2 separate regions of the Homo sapiens genome follow, and region 2 is linked to region 1. A link is a loop called in an ENCODE intact Hi-C map of the cell type or tissue named here. Cell type or tissue: PC-3. All regions are shown on one strand. Links, peaks and the distances in the headings refer to the core of each region. The heading gives the core; the rest is flanking DNA.

Evidence for each region. Hi-C counts contacts between places; a loop is a spot of excess contacts. Peaks named below come from ENCODE experiments on the same cell type or tissue, not always from the same donor. Only the 100,000 strongest peaks of a DNase experiment are listed, where the experiment ranks them.
Region 2: it touches region 1 in a loop (8-fold over the local background); 6 of 110 quality-filtered maps call a loop at or near these places.

The regions. Positions count from the first base shown.
Region 1 is chr15:80,563,084-80,572,979 of GRCh38, forward strand. ARNT2 (aryl hydrocarbon receptor nuclear translocator 2) reads left to right here. Exons shown (of 19, transcript NM_014862.4): 12 at 5-156. Among named protein-coding and RNA genes, the nearest start is that of ARNT2-AS3, 5.1 kb to the left of the region's middle. In PC-3, for the core only: a CTCF peak has its summit at 4,781 (motif pointing right); a DNase peak (open chromatin) is centred at 4,798; H3K27ac peaks cover 451 bases.
Region 2 is chr15:80,653,921-80,665,024 of GRCh38, forward strand. It overlaps the pseudogene RNU6-380P. Among named protein-coding and RNA genes, the nearest start is that of ABHD17C, 36 kb to the right of the region's middle. RefSeq lists an enhancer at 221-722. In PC-3, for the core only: a CTCF peak has its summit at 6,369; a DNase peak (open chromatin) is centred at 6,341; H3K27ac peaks cover 1,295 bases.

The DNA.
Region 1 (9,896 bases), core at 1-8,000:
TCAGGTGGTTAAGCTGAAAGGCCAAGTCCTGTCGGTCATGTATCGATTTCGCACCAAGAACCGGGAGTGGATGTTGATCCGCACCAGCAGCTTCACATTCCAGAATCCCTATTCTGATGAGATTGAGTACATCATCTGCACCAACACCAACGTCAAGTACGTACACTGCCATTTCCCTCTCCTGGAATCCACATGCGCTTGCTTGGGTCCAGAGCTGGCAATTTTATTTGGAGTTCTTTCTCCCTGCCGGCTCTCCCTGCAGCTGGAAATCCCTGTAGGATTAAGAATAGAGGAGACTGTAGGTCCCCATCACTGTCTCCCTCCCATGTTCCTCCTTCTCATTTCCCTCCTGATTTGTGAGAAACAAAAGAATGAGTGATAATCATGACACTCCCTTCCCTTCGGTGCAAGGTGCTCCAGTTTCTGCTCCTCTTTTCTTCCCCCTGAGCATGGACCTCAGCCAACTGGAGCTCTGCTGGGCCCCGCCTTGTTGCTCCCTGTTGCAGCAGCTGCTTGTGCCTGGTTTCTTGGTCCTACCGAAGCCGGGGGTGGAGGAAGGGAGGCTGAGCCTCTTGGCAGCTCTAGGGAATGGGACAGGTGGCCTGGGTGTAGGCACCTCAAGGACACATGATTTCCCTGCTGCCCAGCCGTGGAAGCATTCCTCCCTGCCCAGGGTCCGAGGATCCCAAGATCTCTGCTGGAATCACCACTCCTGTGTTCCATGCATGTTAGCAGACCTCACACCACTTCCTGGCTGTGCGTCCTTGAACAAGTCACTTCCTCTCTTCACCTCCCTCATAAGGTTGCTGTAAAGATTAAATGAAGTCAAGCTACAGGCCAGACACTTGGTTCAACTTCCAGCACAGTGAGCATGACCTTGAACAGGTCATGCCTCCTCTGCATTTAATCTCAAGGAAATACAAGGCCAAGGAACCAACACAAAGACATTTGGACAAAAGGATGTCCAAGCAAACGCAAGCATGTGGAAGCCATGGCCAGTGTGTCGGGAGGACTGTAGCATGCAAGGGTATGAGATGAGGCTGGCATCCGGAGAACTGTCCCCATGTCTCACCATCGTAGTCAGTGGCACCAGCATCCATCATTTTCCCCAGTTCAGCACTCAGTCGGGGGACCTGTTTCCAACCCTACCACCTCTTCTTCCTCATCTGCTGACATCCCTTCTCGGTAGCCTCCCTGGGATTCTGAAGCCTCCAGGCGGTCACCACAGCCTACTGGCACTCTCAGAACTTGCCTGGCTCTGCCCTCTGTTGCCGTCTCTGAGCCCCTTGGATTTGGGAGTTCCCATCTGGGCCCCACAAAGTAACCTTCTTTCCAGGCAACACCACCCTCTGAGTCCTCAGCCTCTGCCCTGCTCCTGGGCCAGAAGTCACAGAGCTGGACAGACAAGCCCATGAGAGAACCCTCAGAGGGCCAATGACCTGGATTTTTTTTTTTAATTTTAGATTCAGGGGTTACATATGCAGGTTTGTTACATGGATATATTGCATGATGCTGAGGCTTGGACTTCAGCTGAATCCATCACCCAAAGGGTGAACATAGCTCCCAATAGGTGATTTTTCACCCCTTCCCTCCCTCCCACCCTCCCTCTCTAGTAGTCCTCCCAGTGTCTATTGTTCCCATCTTTATGTCTGTGAGTACCCAATGTTTAGTTCCCACTTAAAGGTGAGAACACGCGGTATTTGGTTTTTTGATTCTGCATTCATTCACTTAGGGTAATGGATTCCAGCTGCATCCATGTTGCTGCAAAGGACGTGGTTTTGTTCTTTTTAATGGCTGCATATTTTGTGTCATTTATGTACCACATTTTCTTCTTCTTCTCCTTTTTTTTTTTTTAAATTGAGACAGAATCTCACTCCGTCACCTAGGCTGAGGTGCAGTGGCACTATGGGCTCATTGCAGCCTCGACTTCCTGAGCTCAGGTGATTCTCCCACCTCAGCCTCCCGAGTAGCTGGGACTACAGGCACACACCACCACGCCTGGCTGATTTTTTTGTATTTTTAGCAGAGATGGGGTTTTGCCATGTTGCCCAGGTTGGTGTCAAACTCCTGGACTCAGGCAATCTGCCTGCTTTGGCTTCCCAAAGTGCTGGGATTACAGGTGTGAGCCACCATGCCCAGCCCACGTTTTCTTTATTCAGCCCACCGTTGATGGGCACCTGGATTTGTTCCTTGTCTTTCCTATTAGGAATAGTGTTGCAATGAACCTGCAAGTCCAAGTGTCTTTTTGGTAGAACAATTTATTTTCCTTTGAGTATATACCCAGTAATGCAGTAATGGGATTGCTGGGTTGACTGGTAATTCTGTTTTTAGCTCCTTGAGAAATCTCCAAACTGCTTTCCACAGTGGCTGAACTAATTTACATTCCCATCATCAGTGTGTGAGCATTCTCTTTTCTCTGCAACCTTGCCAGCATCTGTTTTTGTTTTTGTTATTGTTTTTTTTTTTTTACTTTTTACTAATAGCCATTCTAACTGGTGTGAGATGGTATCTCATTGTGGTTTTGATTTGCATTTCTCTGGTGGTTAGCGATGATGAGCATTTTTTTCATTTGTTTGTTGGCTGTTTCTGTGTCTTCTTTTGAGAAGTATCTTGTTCATGTCCTTTGCCCACTTTTTAATGGGATTTGTTTTTTTCTCATTGATTTGTTTAAATTCCTTGTGGATTCTGGATATCATGTCTTTGTCAAATGCATAGTTGGCAAATATTCTCTCCTATTCTGTAGATTGTCTGTTTACTCTATTGATAGTTTTGTTGTGGTTGTGTTTGTTTGTTTTTTCTGTGCAGAAGCTCTTTAATTAGATGATGACCTGCATTCCAACCCCAGCTCCCAACTGGGCAAGTCACCTACTCTTTCTAAGCCTCGGTTGCTTCATCTGTAAAATGGGGAGAATGACAGAACGTACTGGCCCAGAAGCATAGAATTTTTCTGCAGATTCTGCATGGAGCTACTGCATATGAAGCACTCTACTGTGATAGCAGGCAGAGTCGGCCCCGGTAAAAGTGGTCTGCAGTAACTATCACTGAGATTGTCAACAGCACCAGCAGCAGCAACCCTGCCACCCTTTGCAGCGACTTGGCAGTTTCTTGGGCCAGCTCTTGCCTGCAGCCCTAGATTATGTTTGGTCTTCTAAATGCCCTGCCTGCCTTCTTCCTCTAACTCTGGGCAGATCACCTTGCCTTCCAACAAACAGAGACACCAGGACCCTCCTGGTGATTCTCTTCCTGTTCATGAGTGTATCTATCTCAATGCCCTCCTCTCCTCCATTTCTGGCATCTAGCAGAGGCAAAGCCTCCTCCTTCCAGGGCCAAACTCTGCACCTTCTTCATCTCCCTGCACGTCCCTGGACTCCCGTGACCCTCCCTTCTTGTCTCATCCTCCTTGTTGGCTCCTTCTTGGGCTTTCACATAGGCACCTGACTTCCTGATCTCGGAGAATCCCTGTCTGGCCAACCCACCAAAGCTCCCCTCCCACCTGGCCCTGCCAGACGTGTCTGTGGGAACCTCCTTCTTCACCATTCATCTGTTGTTAGCACCTTACAGCCTGGCTTTGGCCCTGAAGGTATTGAAATTGTTGTCCCAGCAGCCTCGGATAACTCATATGAAATAACCTGTTCTCACTGGTCATTCTACCCAAACTCTGTCCAACCAGCTCCTCTTTGTTAATGTCACCCTTGGCTGACTTGATATTCTGATTCTTTTTTTACCTTTGCCTTCTAGTCAAGACGTTCTTGGTTGTAAGTAGAGCAGGAACAAATGTACTAAGTCATAGTTCCAGGTGTGCAAAAAGATAATACTATTTTACTATTTTCTATTCTGATTTTATCTAGTGAAACTCAGTTAGCTTGGCCAAATTAAGGATGTTTTATTGTCTCACTTCTCCCAACATGGGAAAAGGGTGGTTCTTCTTTACTCAGGAAGCAGAGAGGTACCACCTCTGTGCCAGGCTCATGTGTGGCCCGGCCTTGAAGAAAATAGGGAAGCTTGAGAAACGGGAGTAAAGGTAAGCAGGGCTCAGGATTCCATGGTGCTTCCTTTGTTCAACAGATGGGTTATGGAGGGTGCTGAGCATGGGCCTTTCAGGAGCTCTTGAGACAGGGTAACAGGATGTGCTCACTGACCTGAAGGAGCCAGGTGCAGGGCGGTGAGAGCCCCAAAGGGAGAGGAGGAGGAAAACACCATCCTGGATCTGCTTAGCATCTGTTCAAGACATAGCTTTAAATGCCAGCCTGGATCTGCTTAGCATCTGTTCAAGCCATAGCTTTGTCCCAGGCTCATACCTCCTGTCATGGCCCCTTGCTCCAGCCACTCCAGGCTAAGACTTGAGCTCCCATAACGTTCTTGAGCTCCAAGAACGTAAGAAGGGGCAGACGGGAGGGACAGGTAGAATGCAATGGGGGCAGAGAATAAATACTTCCCCGCAGGGCCTCGGAGAAAGCATCCCCAGGAGGTAGCACTGCAGTGGGGTTTGCAAGAAAAGTAAAGATCCCCCTGTGAAAACCAGCCCCCTGGCTGAGGTTTTGCTTTATTTTTCTGAAAGTCAGGCAGCACTGAGAAAACAGAAAAGCCATCTTGTACAGGGGGTGGCCTACGTAGTTCCTCCAGACAACTGCTTTTGCAGCTTGTGAGGTTACACGGATCAGGATGCCCCCTCAGGGCACAGTTACACCAGAAGCCTCAATCTGTGTCTCTGAACTGAAAGGTCCTACACTGGTGAAGTTGGTTGGAAAAGTCTACTGTGGACGGTAGAGGGCAGTGACAATCAGGGATGTGAACTGGCCAGCTCTTTTTTGAATTTGTGAGGCGAAACTTTGCCAGCAGTAGGCAGACTTGTTATGGAAAGATCCTTAAATGCTCTGTGCTGAGGGGAGGGGATGGCGAGGGTGGAGTGTGGGCAATTTGCAAGCTCGGTTGCTTTCAGTCAAAAGCATCCAAAAGAAACTTCCTGGAGAAACTGAGTGTTTAATGTTGAACATTTGTGTAAAGCCACTACAAAGAAGACCTCTTTATCATCCTTGCTTTTTTTCCTGTTCCATCAAATATGGAATGAGGTCCAGAAAAACACAGACTGATTTAACGTGCTGGTCACACAGCACAACTTTGAAACGTGCCTTGGCACTGGGGGGCCAAGACTCATTTGGGGCTGTTTGTTAGCTTGAGTCATTTCAGCGTTTTTACATGGGCACGACCTAGCTGCTGTGCTTTCTTCATTTCTGACATCTTTTTAGGGGAGTGATCTGAAGTTATCTCTTTGTGTCTGTTCAGGCCAAGTCCTATTTCCTGTCACAGCATTGTTCCAACGTTGTCATAACCACACCTGTTGGTCGTGCTCGTGTATGTGTGTGTGTGTGCATGTGTTTTTAAAACCCCAGAATGCCCAGAATCATGACGGAGTCTCTCTCGAGCTGACTCACCATCACGTCTCCTTCGTCATGCTTAGCAGTGGCCACCTGGTTGGTCCTAGGCAGGCAGTGGAGCATAGGGGTGGGTACAAATGAAGTCAAAGGAAGGCTGCTTTCCTGGTCTCTGCAGAGCGTAGAGGCAGTAAGGGGCTGAAACAGCCAGTCACCAAGCCCCAGATCTGGGAGCTATCCTGGATCCCTCCCTCTCATTCACCTCAACAGGCAACCTGGCACAGAACCAGAGCCCCACAGGTTCTACCTGCGATTCTCTCTAGCGCATCTCCTCCTCTGCCTCTTTGGCCTTGCCTCAGTTGAGGCCTTTGCCGTCTCACAAGTGATCATCGGTCTTCCTGACCATCTCCCCTGCCTTCCATCAGGCCCCTGCTGAGCCAGTCCACGTGGCCCAGGAAGTGAGCTCTAACACACACACACGCGCACACACACGCGCGTGCACACACATGCTTGACTGGACCGTGCTGCTCCCTGCCCTGATCGAATCAATTCCAAACCCTGTAACAAGTATTTCGAGTCCTTCACAATAGGCATGCAGATGGTGCTCAGTCAGGGTGGATATTATTAGCCTCCATCCCCAGACGCCTCCCAGTGTGCTTCCAGTTACTCCCAGGGACATGATTCCAGCTACCTCAGAATGCCCGCTTCATGGCTTCTTGCTCACTTACTCAGGCTGAGTAAAAACCCCTGTCCAGGGAGCATCAGGGAAAATTGACAGCATCTGCCCGGACTCCTGCACCTCGCCGGCAGGAAGCCGCACTTGATGCATTCACTTTCTACTCCTCAGCCGTTGTAGCCCAGCTAATGGAGGGCAGCACTGGCTGTGGTAGGAACCCACTTCCCTCGCATGTGCTGTCAGTCAGTTTTCTCCTGAGCAGCCCTGCTTTCTCCTTCTCTGGAATTTGCAAGCACACCGAGGTTTATTTTTATACCATTGCCGTGAAATGTCTGAGAAAACTCCCCAGGGCTCTTCTCAGGATGGGGCAGCCTGCAGGTCAGCACTTTCTCTTCCACACATGCTCAGCTATGGAAGCAGAAACCCAAAGGTTGTGGGATGGAGATGCTGATGTTCCGACCACAGAGCCAGAGCAGTTAGGGTCCTGGGGATTTGCCAGCCATACCTGCGACCTAATTTTTCTGCTTCCCAGTGAAAGGAGCTTTTTCTGGTCTAGGAGCCCAAAGAGGAACAGAACTGAAAGCAAACCCCCGGCCTAATACCAAGAACCCTTATCACAGCCTTTATCCACATTAGAAACATGGGCCTTCCCCAAACACAGACCTGCACCAAGGTGTGTGAGTGGAGAGGGCCAGGTTTGTGCCCCACTTCGCCCCTTGGCCAGGCATCCGGGGCACAGCTACACAACTGCGCACAGTGGTCCCTGTCCTGTCTCTGAGATTCTGGGCCTGGGCCAGAGAATGGTTCATGGATTGCTGCCATCATGGGGAGTTCACTGCTTCAACCCCACAAAAGTCCCAAGGAACAGATTTTTCTCTTTCCTGTGGCTCAAGATGCCCAAGGTACTAGAATGGGAGACATGGAATAATTGTCCTTGTTATAGCCATGGGTATTTCTCTTGGGCTGGGGCAGCAGCCTAGGCCAGAGTAAAAAGACCGCAAGGCCAACAGCCAGACAGACTTGGGTTTGAGTCATATGTGTTCCATATTCTTGCCATGTCACCCGGATGTACCCTTTACACATCAATTACATTCTAGCCATGTCGCCCTGGATGCATCATTTACATTCTAACTGTTACTCTGGACCCATAGTTCACACCCTGGACACTTACATCTACACTTTCCTCATATGTCTCAGTTGCTTTATCTCTAAAATGAGGATACTGCAGAGATGTGAAAATATTGACAAAGTGCTGGCCATCAGTCCTACATTAAGTGGAAGGTGACGGTGCCCCCAAGGTGTGAATCAAAGCAAAACATAACAAAAGCCATAAAGTAAGAATAAGAGAGTAGAGAAAGTAATGCTTTTTTTTTCTATTGATTATACTGATTCATTTTTCAATTTCTGAAATATCAATTTGTTTGGAAAATTATTTCTAGTGCTCCCACTTTGCTGGTCTAACAAGTGTGGGCTGAGACTGCCTGGTGGGAGATCACATGCTTTTGGTTTTATCCTTTTCCTTTTATCTGGGCTCCCACACCGACATTAGGAGGCAGACTGTACCCTTGGATAGAACCTTGTTCTTCCTGAGGCGTCATCTTAACTCACCACACTGTAATTGCTTGCCCACGCCTGTCTTTCCCTGGAGACTGTCAGTTCCATGAGGGCAGGGATCTTGTGGGTTCTGAGCAATCAGTCTGTCCCCGGTGCCTGGCAAAAGAGTTCCGTACAGTTCACTGAATGAATGACTCTTCTGGGCTGAATTCGAAACAGAATGTTCTCAGGGTCCTCCAACTGGGGTTCCCTTCAAGGAGGCCTTCCCTTATGGTGGGGACACACACACACCAGGGCCATCAGCACAGACGGCATGGCCAGAGGAGGAAATGGCGTTCAGATCATACATATTTTATAATGCCGAGTAAAAGAGTTTAGAAACAGAATCCAACTTATTTTGTGTTTCTCCAGGGGCAGAAGTTGTTCCCCAGATGAAAGTTATAGGGAGGTACATTTCAGCTCCTTAGGGGTCAGGCTTTTTATAAGTATTTCTGTCTGCAAATGGATCAGGCTGCCCCAAAACGTAGTGAGCTCTCTAGCAGAGAAAGTCAAGCAGAGACTGACCAGTTGCCTGTCAAAAGAAATGATGTACTGGGGGTTGCTGTTATCAGAGGAGCTGTGGACCAGATCACTTGTGTGCATTTGCTTCTTAGGAGCTGAGGAGAGTTGGTAAATAGCAATGCATCTTTTGTGTAATCCAAACAGCCTACACTTGGAATGAGAAAATCTAGTCTTGCTCAGTCTTCACCACTTACCAGCCTGGTGATTGTGTTTCTACCACACACAGTTGGTGCACCCTCTGCCTTGCCTGTTTGCCTGGGAGGAAGATTGAAGTTAACCATTGTGGAAAGGGCCAAATGGGATCCCTTGATCTCTGTCCTGGTTAAGTTTGGCCAGTGGAGGGACTGGCTGGAAACAAAGGAACAAGAGTGGAAGAGTAAAAGGTATTAGGCAGCCTTGCTCACCACGGCTCTCACAGGTCTGATAGCTGCTCACTCCCCCTGTCCCTTTGGCCCTAGGGATGGTCATGGCTTCCTGTTGTTGCTAGCCTAGGGGCTCTTCACCATCCTAGTATAACAACTATGAAAGCTTTTCCTTTCCCAAATGGGGCAGACAGCAAAGCACCTTGAAATCAGAAGTATCAGGTCAGTCCTTGGCTCTGTTCTGTGATAGCCACTTGCCAGTTGGCCAACTTTGACAACCACTTAACCTCTTTGAACTTCAGTTTCTTAACTTTAATATGGGGGTGAAGTAACCACTCTGAAAGCTTAGTGTGAGGATTGGATGAGATAATGTAAACACCTGTCCATTTATGGCCACACCTGTTAAGTAGCCCCTTCCCTAAACCTTCTTTAATCATCCCTTTTGAGGGTGCCATCTATTTTCTGCAAACCTCTAGCATCTCTGGGCCTCAGTTTCCTCATGCGGAAAGGGAATTAAAAAAAAAAACAAACCTATTTCCAAGGTGACTGTGAGCCTAAGGTGAGTTAGGATGAATGCAGGCACCTAGCAGGGGGCCAGGGCAAATGCACAGGGGCGGGTGCAGGTGTTACCTCTGCCTTCCTTCCACGGTGGCCACACACCACCTTCTCCTGGATGGGGGCCTCCAGATTCTCACCAAGCCTGTGCTTTTGCTGATAGTTACAATTTTGTTACAGTTTTTGTTACAGTTTGTTTACAGTTTTGTTACAGTGTTCCAGCCATGCATTCCTGGTGGTTCCTCCCCAGGAAGCTGGTCTACCTTCCACACCTGCTCCTCCCCACCAGCCACTTCCTCATCCTAGATAACAAAGGCTTCCTCTCCCACCCTCCCCTCTCTTCCTACCCACAGAATATCTAGCCAGCCCTCCTTGCATCCCAGACCCAGATGAGGGGAGGTGGCCTGTGGGCAGTTCCTCCATGGGGTTCCCCACCACCCAGTCCAGGACACAGCCATGGGTGAAAAAAGTGGGACCACGAACGTGTCAGAGGAGACCCACTGTGATCCTTCTTGTTTCAAAATAGACAGTGGACGTAAACAAAGGAAATCCATAACCTTCCTAATTAATGCAGACACTTGAGAGATTGTTTTTCTTGGTGTTAAATTTTGCTCACCCACATAGTTTGTGGCCATAATTGCAGCGTGCATAATATATTGTGCTGCACTTGAACTTTTCCACACCTTTCATCATACCTTCCTGTGTTTCCAGACGATCTTCACAGTGGTTGCTGTCAGTGCTGTGGAATAGTCACTCAGGAAATTAATATTCAGGATTTACAAAGTCACTCCTGATTACAGCCAACTTTGCATGGGT
Region 2 (11,104 bases), core at 1,529-9,528, 92 kb after region 1:
AGAATTATTTGAACATATATGCATATATATATATATATACATGTGTGATCTAAATAATATATGTTAATGTGTTAGTGAGAGTTAACATTACAGAGTGGGATTATGAGTTTTCTTTTTGTTCTTTTGCTTATCTGTACTTACATATTATAATGAAGATATAATGTTTTTATAACAAGAACTCTTCTCCCATCAACACCAAAAGTCTTGTATTTTTTGTGCATGAAAAGTTTTTTCTTACTTAAAATTATCAATTTATTTTACACTAATTATACCTGCTTTGCTTATTTGGCTTTGTTTCCACTTTGTGGACAGGAGTAAAGAGATGTCACTGTTTTAACATCTGTAAGATGGGGATAATACATAGCTCAGAAGGTTACTACCTATGTCCAGCAATAAACTCTTTGCTGTTTAAATCAAACCCCACTGTTGAATTTAGATTGTTTTGGCTGATGAGGGCCAGAAGAAGAGATCAAGTTACCTTCTTTGATCTCCATTGTCCCCTCCAAGCCACTCCAGCTTTCCTCCTTCCCTCACAACACTCAGCTGCTTCCAACTCATTCCTTCCAGCTATCTGACCTGGCACCTACCCGCTGCAGTCACCAGCTGATTTCCTGGTCTCTCCTGTATTCATGAAGGAATTGAATTGGCCTACTGGCTTGCTGTCTTCCTCTCTAACCTCATGTGGGCTTTAATTCTTGATGATTTCAGTCTCTAACTCTTCACTCCCTTAGCCCTTCAATTCCTTAACCTCCTTCCCTCTACCCTAGCACAATCCCCTCTTCCCATTGCCATACTCTAGACCAAGTACCCCTGGTAAATTCACCTTTTCTGAAAACTTCCTTTCAAACATCTTTCTCTCTTCCGAGCTTACTTTCTCTAATACCCCACTTCAACAATTATTAGACTAAATCCATTGATTTCCCCTCCTTCTTTTCCACATTAAATTTTCAATATCCCATTACTTCCCTCGTGTCTTCATTTCTCATCATTACAATCAGTTCCTTAAAATGCCTTCATCTCCCCTGTGCCTTTTTCCCCTTATCATATTTGCCTGGCAGAACTCCAACCCTGGTTGAATGCAACTTTTAGATTTCTTTGTACTTGCTTCCAATTATCTGACTGTCACCAGAGAAAAGGTGCAGAACCTGGGTGACTGGTTCAGCTTAGACTTCATAACCACAAACGAAACAGGTAACCAACACCACGTGGCAAGCCTGTTCCATTTCCTTAGTATATTTTCTTTTCTTTTCCCTCCATATCAAGTTGATGACCAGGTGCACCTTCAGAAGCTCTGTCCACTGAGAGGCTATCTATTCCCTTATGACTGTTTTCAGGGCCACTCCTGAGTGGGACAATAGTGGCGGCAGTCCATCTTTGGCTTGAACCAACATATTGAGCTGACTGATTCATGATCCAGTTTTGGATTTTTCCCTCCTCTATCAGAGGTTGTGGGGAACCTTCCCCAGGAGGTCATGGTGTGAGCAATTGCCTTGGTGCAACAGAAGTAAATAACGTAGTTAAAGCCATTATAGTAATTTTTGATTTTTAAGATTATGCAGATGAATTTTGATCTTTTCCAGTAGAAATATGAACAGAAGGAATAAACAGGATATTTAATTAAAAAATACAAATGGCAAAAATCATAAGAAAAAAGTTTAAATAAAGGCAGAATAAAACAACTAGTTACCATTTTTTAAACCTATAAGCATAGAATAGAAATTAAGCATGGAATAATTTAAATAACCAGCAATTCAAACAAGACAAATGTCCCCAAATGGATAGATTGCTTAAATAAATTATGATGAATTAAAGAGCTGTATGGATATATATATACACACACATATATATAATATATGGATATATATACATATATATAATATGTGTGTGTATATATATATACACATATATATAATATGTGTGTGTGTATATATATATATATATATATATATACATATATCTATACAGGTTCTTGCTCTGGCACTCAGGCTGGAGTACAGTGGCACAATCACAGCCCACTGCAGCTTTGAACTCCTGGGCTCAAGTGATCCGCTCACCTCAGTTTCCCAAGTAGCTGGGACTGCAGGTGCACACCACCACACCTGGCTAATTTTTTTATTTTTATTTTTTGTAGAGATGAAATCTCACTATGTTGCCCAGGCTGGCTCTGAACTCCTGGCCTCAAGCAATCCTCCTGCCTCAGCCTCCTAAAGTGCTAGGATTACAAGTGTGAGCCACCGCGCTTGGCCTAGTAGATGTCCTGTTTATAGAACTTACTTGTGCCCTCCAGACCCATCCAGGCCAGATTGCAAATGAACTATTTTCATTGTGCACTGCTGTTGTGCCCGTCCTACCTAATGACTTGGAGGGTGTGCCAGTGTCCAAACCCTGATGCATGGTCTCAAATGGGACCCTGTAGCACACAGGATCTGCTTCTCAAATGGTGACGAATTCTCTGCTGCAAATGGCATGGCCTTGCTCCAGAACCCTGGGGCGCTGTGCTGGACCCCCCTACCTCACAAAGTGTCCTTACCTACTATGAAATCCTCTGGTACAGTGGATTAATTACAGCAGTGATATGGTTTGGCTGGGTCCCCACCCAAATCTCATCTTGAATTGTAGCTCCCATAATTCCCATGTGTTGTAGGAGGGACCCAGTGGGAGATCATTGAATCATGGGGGCAGTTTCCCTCATACTGCTCTTATGGTAGTGAATAAGTCTCATGAGATCTGATGGTTTTATAAGGGGAAACCCCTTTCACTTGGCTCTCATTCTCTTCTCTTGTCTGCCACCATGTGAGACATGCCTTTCACCTTCTGCCATGATTGTGAGGCCTCCCCAGCCATGTGGAACTGTGAGTCCATTAAACCTCTTTCTTTTGTAAAATTGCCCTAGTCTTGGGTATGTCTTTATCAGCAGCATGAAAATGCACTAATACAAGCAATCACATGCTGCAAGTGGCAAGGCTGGTTGTATCACATCCCGAATCTAGATCAGAATTCTCTACTGCTCTGGGCTCTGGCCAAGAAGTCCCAGCCATTGGAATTCAGTCTCTCTTGTGGGACTGTGATAAGGCTCGGGAGGCACATGGGCAAGAAAATGAGAGGTGGAGACATTAGTTCCTGATTGCTCTTTTTTTGCTGTTCCCCCCCGCCTCAAAACTAGTATTTTTTTTTTCCATACAACATCTGTTTTCAGTGATGGCCCATCTCTTTTCTCCTTTGTAAATAGAGTGTACCTTTCCTTTGAGCTCTACCTCCAGGTATGTAATATTATGTGTATCCCACCCTGATCCTAAGAATGTTTCCGTTTAATGACTGACAGCACATTGAAATAGCTCATTCATCTAGGATATTCTTTTCAACATTTATTTGTATTGGATTTAGGAGGAACTTAGAATTCCTGTGTTAGCAGTTGGGAATGTAAAGTTAATTTTTTTGCCATCTGCCATTTCTTTAAAAAGTCTAGGCCAGCACTGTTGAATAGAAACACAAGGTGAGCCACATATATAAGTTTACATTTGCTAATAGCCACATTGCAAAAACAAACAAACAAACAAACAAACAAACAAACAGGTGGAAGCCAGGCAGCCAGGTGTTCAGGCATGTGTCTGTAGTCCCAGCTACTCAGAAGGCTAGGGTAGGGTATCGCTTAAGCCCAGGAAATTGAGGCTGCAGTGAGCCAATATCACACCACTGCACTCCAGCCTGGGTGACAGAGCAAGGCCCTGTCTCTTAAACAAACAAACAAACAAACAAAAACTTACAGAAGGAGCAGGATTGAAAAAAACTAAGTAAATAAATAGGGAGAGGGAAAGAGGTGAAGTCAATTTTAATTTTTTTTTTTTTTTTTGGGGAAGGAGTCTTACTCTGTCACCCAGGCTGGAGTGCAGTGGTGCAATCTTGGCTCACTGCAACCTCCACCTCCCAAGTTCAAGGGATTACCCAGCCTCAGCCTCCCTTGTAGCTGGGACTACAGGTGCGTGCCACCGTGTCCTACTAATTTTTGTATTTTTAGTAAAGATGGGGCTTTACCATGTTGGCCAGGCTGGTCTCAAACTCCTGACCTCAGGCGATCTACCCGCCTTGGCCTCCCAAAGTGCTGCGATTACAGGTGTGAGCCACCGTGCCTGGCCAATTTTAATATATTTAATCCAAGATATCTAAAATGTTTTCTTTTTTCCCCTTTATTTTTAAATTTTTTTAGAGACAGGAGTCTTGCTCTGCCTCCCAGGCTGGCGTGCTGTGGGGCAGTCATTGCTCACTGTAGCCTTGAATTCCTGGACTCAAGAGAACCTCCCATCTTAGCCTCCTGAGTAGCTGGGACTACAGACATGAGCCACCACGCCTGGCTTAAATATTTTCCACATTTTATCCTAGCCACCTTTCAAGAGCTTAATAGTTGAATGTGGCTAGCGGCTATCATATTGGAGAGTTCTGATCCAGACTCATTCCCAGTAATTCTTCATATCCACGCAGAACTTTAGAGGCTACAAAAATCCCCCTACACCTTCTCTAGTTTGTTTCTTGAAAATGTGATCAATGGATTTATGACCTCCCTGTTGGAGATCAGAAACTGAAGATCAGAGATATGAACTGATTTTCCCAAGATAACCCAGCCAGTCTGAAAGTAGCAGAGGTGGAACCCAGATCTGGCCATTCAGAGTCTAATTCTGTAATGAACAGAGCAGTAATTCCCAAACTTGTCTGTATATTCAAATCACTTGGAGATCTTTAAAATTTCCAAAGTCTAGCCACACCCTAGATGAATTAAATCACAAGATCTGGGGTGGGACACAGGCGTCATTAGTTTCTGAAGCTCCGTGATGGCGTCACTGGGCAGCCACTTTTGGGAATCACTGGTATACATTCTTGTTCCTCAAAGTGTGGCCCATGGACTCATAGTATCAGCATCACTGGGGAGCTCGCCTTGTCAGAAAGCCATCTTCTCAAACCCACCCCAGACCTACTGAATCAGAACCTACCTTTTAACAGGATCTTCCAGATGATTCCAGTGCATGATAAAGCTTGAGAACTCTAAAGCATAGCATACTCCTTTTAGGTGAAATAAAATATAGTCCAGTACATTTTCATTATGGAGTTTATTGAAAAAGGCAGTAACCATGGTTTCATATTGGTAGCCATTATGTTTTCATTAAATTAATATTATATAATTAGGGTGCTGCTTTCTTGGTTTTATTATGACTGTATTTCTGAATGATTATTATACACTCCCTTTCTATTGCACAGAATTGATGTAAGAAGACTAGGGAAATTGCCCTGAATCTCTTTCCATGCATTTCTCTCAACCTTTAAATGCACCTTTATTTAACAACAAAAGTTCAACTTTTTCCCCCTCATTCAATCAGCAGACTTTTACCAAGAACTTATACTGTATATGATGTTGAGAGGTGAGATGAGAAATAAAAAAAAAAACCACTTCAAGTCTTTTTGTATGTTTTCAAGAGGCTTACAGTTTGTAGCAAAAAGCTAGCACATGCACCCAAATGGCTGTAAAATAAGAGAACACAGGGCACACCATGAGGGTGTGTAGATAAGGTGCCCTGTGATTCAGGAATAGGAGAGGCCACTTCCTGCTACTAGGATTAGGGAAATTGCCATGAAGGAGGTGACCTTTGTGTTAAAGGATTTGGACATTCAGAGGGGAGGGAAGCTGTTTTTACAAGAGAGAACGACCTCCCAGGATGGCTTCAATCATTAGGTGAATACTGATATGTATTAGTCAGAATGCCTGGTAGTAAGGGACTGATATCCTACTCAACCTAGTTAAAGCTGGAAGGAAGATTTTGGGCTCAGAGAATCTACAGATGTGAACAATCAAACTGTGGAGAGGACTCTGGAACATTGGGAACCACAGACTCAAAAGCTTCCAGAACTCTTTCTTCCTATTTTTTTCTTTATGTCAGTTTCATCTTTTCTTCCTTTAGACTGGCTTTTTCAACATGAGAGAAGCATGGCTGCAAACCACTCCTGTCTATTTACATCCTACACCTTCCAATACCAGAGAGTGAAATCCCAGATTTTTGGTAACTGCTTCAAAATAATATGACGACGGAGGAAAAAGATGGATGTATGGCTGAACCAAGATAGGTCAATGAATCATTGTTGAAGCTGGGTATTACACAGATGGGAGTCTGTTATGCTATTCTGTTTGTTTGTTTTTTTAAGACCCAGGACAACACACTGAACATTATGCTATTCTGTAGACTTTTGTACATGCTGGATGTTTAAATTTTAAAAACATCCCCATGAAGCAATCATACTTAGCTTCTCTTGAGTCAGACACCTGCCTCTGGATCAGGCAACAGTGGCCAGGGAATGTGGTGATGGAGGAACTTGGCAGTTCCAAAGAGAGCCTCATGGTGGGGACTGTGAGGTAGGATAGAGGAGCTGTTCCTGGAATAAAGGAGGCTCTATTTCCAGAGGAAAGGAGGGAAGGCATCCAGGGCAGAGATGATTGATTTACAGTGACTCCACCTTGTTATTATCAGCCTCCATTTCTCTCTCCTGGGCTCTAGGCCCATATTTCTGAGAATCATCAGATTGTCCCAACTGGATGTCCCTGGGCACCTCTAAATTGACACATTTAAAATCAGACTCTTCATCATCTCGTGTTCCTGCAATGTTTTCATCTTCCACTCAGTACTCTAACCAGAAATTTCTGAGTCATGTTCAACTGATCCTGCTTCCTCACCATTCCCATATTTCAGTTTTGTCATATCTACTTCTGAAATAATTATTGACTCCATCCCTTCCTCCCTATTTCCAGCTTCGCTACACCAGGTCAGAAGTCTCCTAACCTCAAGGGCTCTGAAGTCCGCACCACCTCATACAAGACATCACAACTTTCTACAACACCTATTTAATCTTTTCATCCCTGGGCTTCAAGTCTTCAAGAATTTCTTGTGGTCTCATAACAAACATAAGGCATCATGAGCTTAAGCTCTTATAAGGTTGTTAAAAATCGGGTCTTAGATTACTTTTAAAGCTTTAAAGCTTCTCACCTCCCAATATCGTATACAGTATAAGTGCTCAGTAAAAGTCTGCTGATTGAATCAGGGGAAATGAAAGTTTAACTTTTGTTGGAAAGCAAAGGTGCAGTGTCATTTAAAGCCATTTATATTCATTAGGCTACACACAACATGCACATCTAATTCTCCTGTACTTTTGCTTATGGCTCTTCCTTCTACTAATTTATTAGTTATAATTAACAAGTAATTGTGTATTTTTGTGGAGTACAATGTAATGCTTTGATCTCCAATGTATGCATTGTAGAGATTAATCTAGCTCATTAACATATCAATCACTTTACCAACTTATCACTTTTTTGTGGTGAGAATATTAAACATCTATACTTTTAGCAGTTTTGAAATATACATTATTATTTCTTTTTTAATATTTTTTTTATTTTATTTGACTTTTTTTTTTTTGTTTTTTGACATGAGGTCTCACTCTGAGACCCAGACTGGAGTGCAGTGGTACGATCTCAGCTCACTGCAGCCTTGGTCTCCCAGGCTCAAGTGATCCTCTCACCTCAGCCTCCCAAGTAGCTGGGACCAAAGTCATGTGCCACCATGCCTGGCTAATTTGTGGTATATTTGGCAGAGGTGGAGTTTCACCATGCTGTCCAGGCTGGTCTTGAACTCCTGAGCTCAAGCAATCCACCCACATTGGCCTCTCAAAGTGCTGGGATTACAGGTATGAGCTACCGTGCCTGGTCCTGAAATATATGTTGTTATTAACTATAGTCACCATGCAATTCAGTAGATCACTATGTTATTTCTTATCTGTAGTCTAAATGAAAGTTTGTACCCTTTGACTAACAACTCCCCTTTCTCTATCCCTCCTTCTCTGTGAAGCCTCTGGTACCCACCCTTCTTTCTACTCTCCATTTGCATGTGATTGAACTTTTTTAGATTCCACATATAAGTGAGATGATACATTATTTGTTTTTCTGTGCCAGGCTCATTTCACTTAACATGATGTCCTCTGATTCCATTTGTGTTGTCTCAAATGACAGACATTCCTTGTTTTTTAAAGGTTGTATATAGTATTCCATTGCGTGTGTATATACCACATTTTCTTTATTCATTCATCCACTGCTAAACAGTTAGGTTGCTTCCTATCTTGGCTGTTGTGAATAATGCTGAAATAAACAGAGGTGTGCAGATGTCTTAGATGTTCCAATTCCAATTCCTTTGGATATATACCCAGAAACAGAGTTGCTGAGTCATATGGTAATTCTATTTTTGGTTTTTTGAGGAACCTCCACATTATTTTCCAAAATGACTGTACTTGCTCCTTCTTGATTATGGACACATTGGCTCAATTCTACAAGATTGGGCTTAAAACTCACCTCCTTCATGAAAAGCCTCTGACTTCTTCAGTAGTCACTTCCTCTTTTGTGCTCTTAGACGACCTTTTAGTATGGCACTTCTAATGCCATGCAGTAATTATCCTTTTTTTTTTTTTTTTTTGCCTTCTTATCCTCCTCCCTGGCAAAAGCCCAATTTTAATCATCATGATGTATCTCTTGTACATAATGCAACAAAAAAACATTTAAAAAATAAATTTGAAAGCTACAACACAGAATAATGGGCCCTCTTGGTTACAAGGGATCCCAGCATTCTAGTTCAGCCACCTGTGACAGATTAGACTTTGACATAATCAGCTCCAGTGAAGGGAACTCTCTCCTGAGGGAGCCCATTCTATTTTTGGAGAACTTTTGTAAGGTCCCTCCTTGTACTGACCCTTGAATCCTTCTCTCTGCAATTCTTGCCAATTAGTCCAAGTTCTAGTTCTTGGAACCTCCTGAATGACTATTGGACTTCAGAAATCAGCTCTCCTGTTCTTCAAACTAAACATCAAACATTCTTTCAAGAACTGCTCACAAGGCACAGGTTGAATTTCTAAGCTTCTGCACATGCTTCAGCTTGTCTCAATCTCTCTGTATATGTGGCTCCAGAATTGTGTATGATAACAGGTGTGGTCTGATTGGGAACAGGACATCAACAAGGAAGTCTCATGAGTAAGAAGACTCGTGAGCAATATTGAAGGCACGGCTGATGTTGTGCAATGAGATACCAATTTCCACAGCCAAGCACAGCAGCCCATGATGAAGAACAAAGGAGACAGGTGTTTGTGTTTTTATTTATTTTGAGATAGGGTGTTGCTCTGTCACCCAGGCTGAAGTGCAGTGGTATAATCACGGCTCACTTCAGTGTCAACCTCCTAGGCTCAGGTGATCCTCCTCCCATCTCAGCCTTCCAAGTAGCTGGGACCACAGGTGTACGCCACCATGGCCAGCTAATTTTTTTCATTAATATGTTTTATAGAGACATGGGTTTTACATGTTGTTCACACTGGTCTCGAACTCCTGGGCTCAAGCGATCCTCCCACTTCCTCATTCCTAAGTGCTGGGAGGGATTACAGGAGTGAGCCACTGCACCTGGCCTGCTTGTGTTTATTCAGGGCTACAGATTGGCAAGGTAAGAATAGTGAAGGATCACAGAAAAGGAACCTCTCTGGAATTCCATTTCATCCATTTATATCATGTTCTTCACACTGTCATCTTGAGAGCAGTCCCCTCATTCTTCAAAGACTTCGTCATCTAAAGTGAATTTGTTCAGACTTTCCTCTGTAAGTTTTCAGAAGTTATTGATTTTTAAAAAATCTATCCCTTCTTCTTATTTGATGTGGCAAAGAGAAAGACACTTTTCACATTATTTTCCTAACAATATGTTGCTTAAAATTTGATAAACTAGTAATTCTTTTGAAATTACACGAGGAAACAAAATAAACCTTATCTCATTAGATTTAAAAAGAATAAAATAGTGCTCACTTCAGCAGCACATATACAAAAATTGGAATGATACAGAGAAGATTAGCATGGACCCTGCATGAGTATGATACACAAATTTGTGAAAAATAAAAATAAAAACATAAAATGGAGTGTCCAAGTCACCCATGATTGGTGTTGTTCTGTAAACATGGGAGAATCAGACTCCAGGGCAGGGTGCCATGAAAGAAGGAATGGGCTTCATGGATCTCTATTCTTCACTGTAAGATTATGGGGGGTGGGGGGTGGGAGCTGGGGATCAGGGAGATGTGTGGAACTCTCCCTTCCTGGAGTGCCCATTTCAAAATTAAAGCAGGAGCAATTTGTTAGACATAAAGAAGAAATTTCTGACGATCGGGGTCTCCAAATATTGGAACACTTCAACAACACGAAACATCAACATTCTGTGAAACAGCAAACTGACACATGACTAGGGAAGGAATGTCCCTCAAGAGGGTCAAGATTAATATTCGTGTCCTGGAGATAGGGCGTCCAGATCAGAAGGGCTTTAGATTGAAATTAGAGGAGGAGACAAACACCTAGATAGACTTGTGAAACCAGTTGCTATGGAAGACAGGTGTGACTTCTACAGGAAGAGCCTTATTTTGTAAATGATATGTGCAACCTCCACTGCCTACATAATAACGTGTATTTCACTGGTAATAATGTGGACGTGAGATATAATATAGTATAGTACAAACAGTCTTAGGAGGATAAGGTTACTTCGTCTGATAGGAATTCAAGAGAGGAATATGGGAATTAAAATACTTCTATAAGTCAGGCAAGGTGGCTCATGCCTGTAATCCCAGCACTTTGGGAGGCTGAGGCAGGCATGGTGGTGGGCACCTGTAGCCCCACCTACTCAGGGGGCTGAGATGGGAGTATCACTTGAGCCTGGGAAGTTGAGGCTGCAGTGAACCAAGATTGCACCACTGTACTCCAGTCTGGGTGACAGAGTGAGACCCTGTGGCAAAAACAAAAACAAAACAAAACCTTACAAATACATCTTTAAGCCAGGAGAGGTGGCTCATGCCTGTAATCCCAGTGCTTTGGGAGGCCATGGTGGGAGGATATCATGAAGAGGCCAGGAGTTCAAGACTAGCCTGGGCAACATAACAAGACCCCATCTCTCTCTCACACACACACACACACACACACACACACACACACACAGCAGGGCATAGTGACGAGCTCCTGTAGTCGCAGCTACTTGAGAGGCTGAGGGAGGAAGATCGCTCGAGCCCAGAA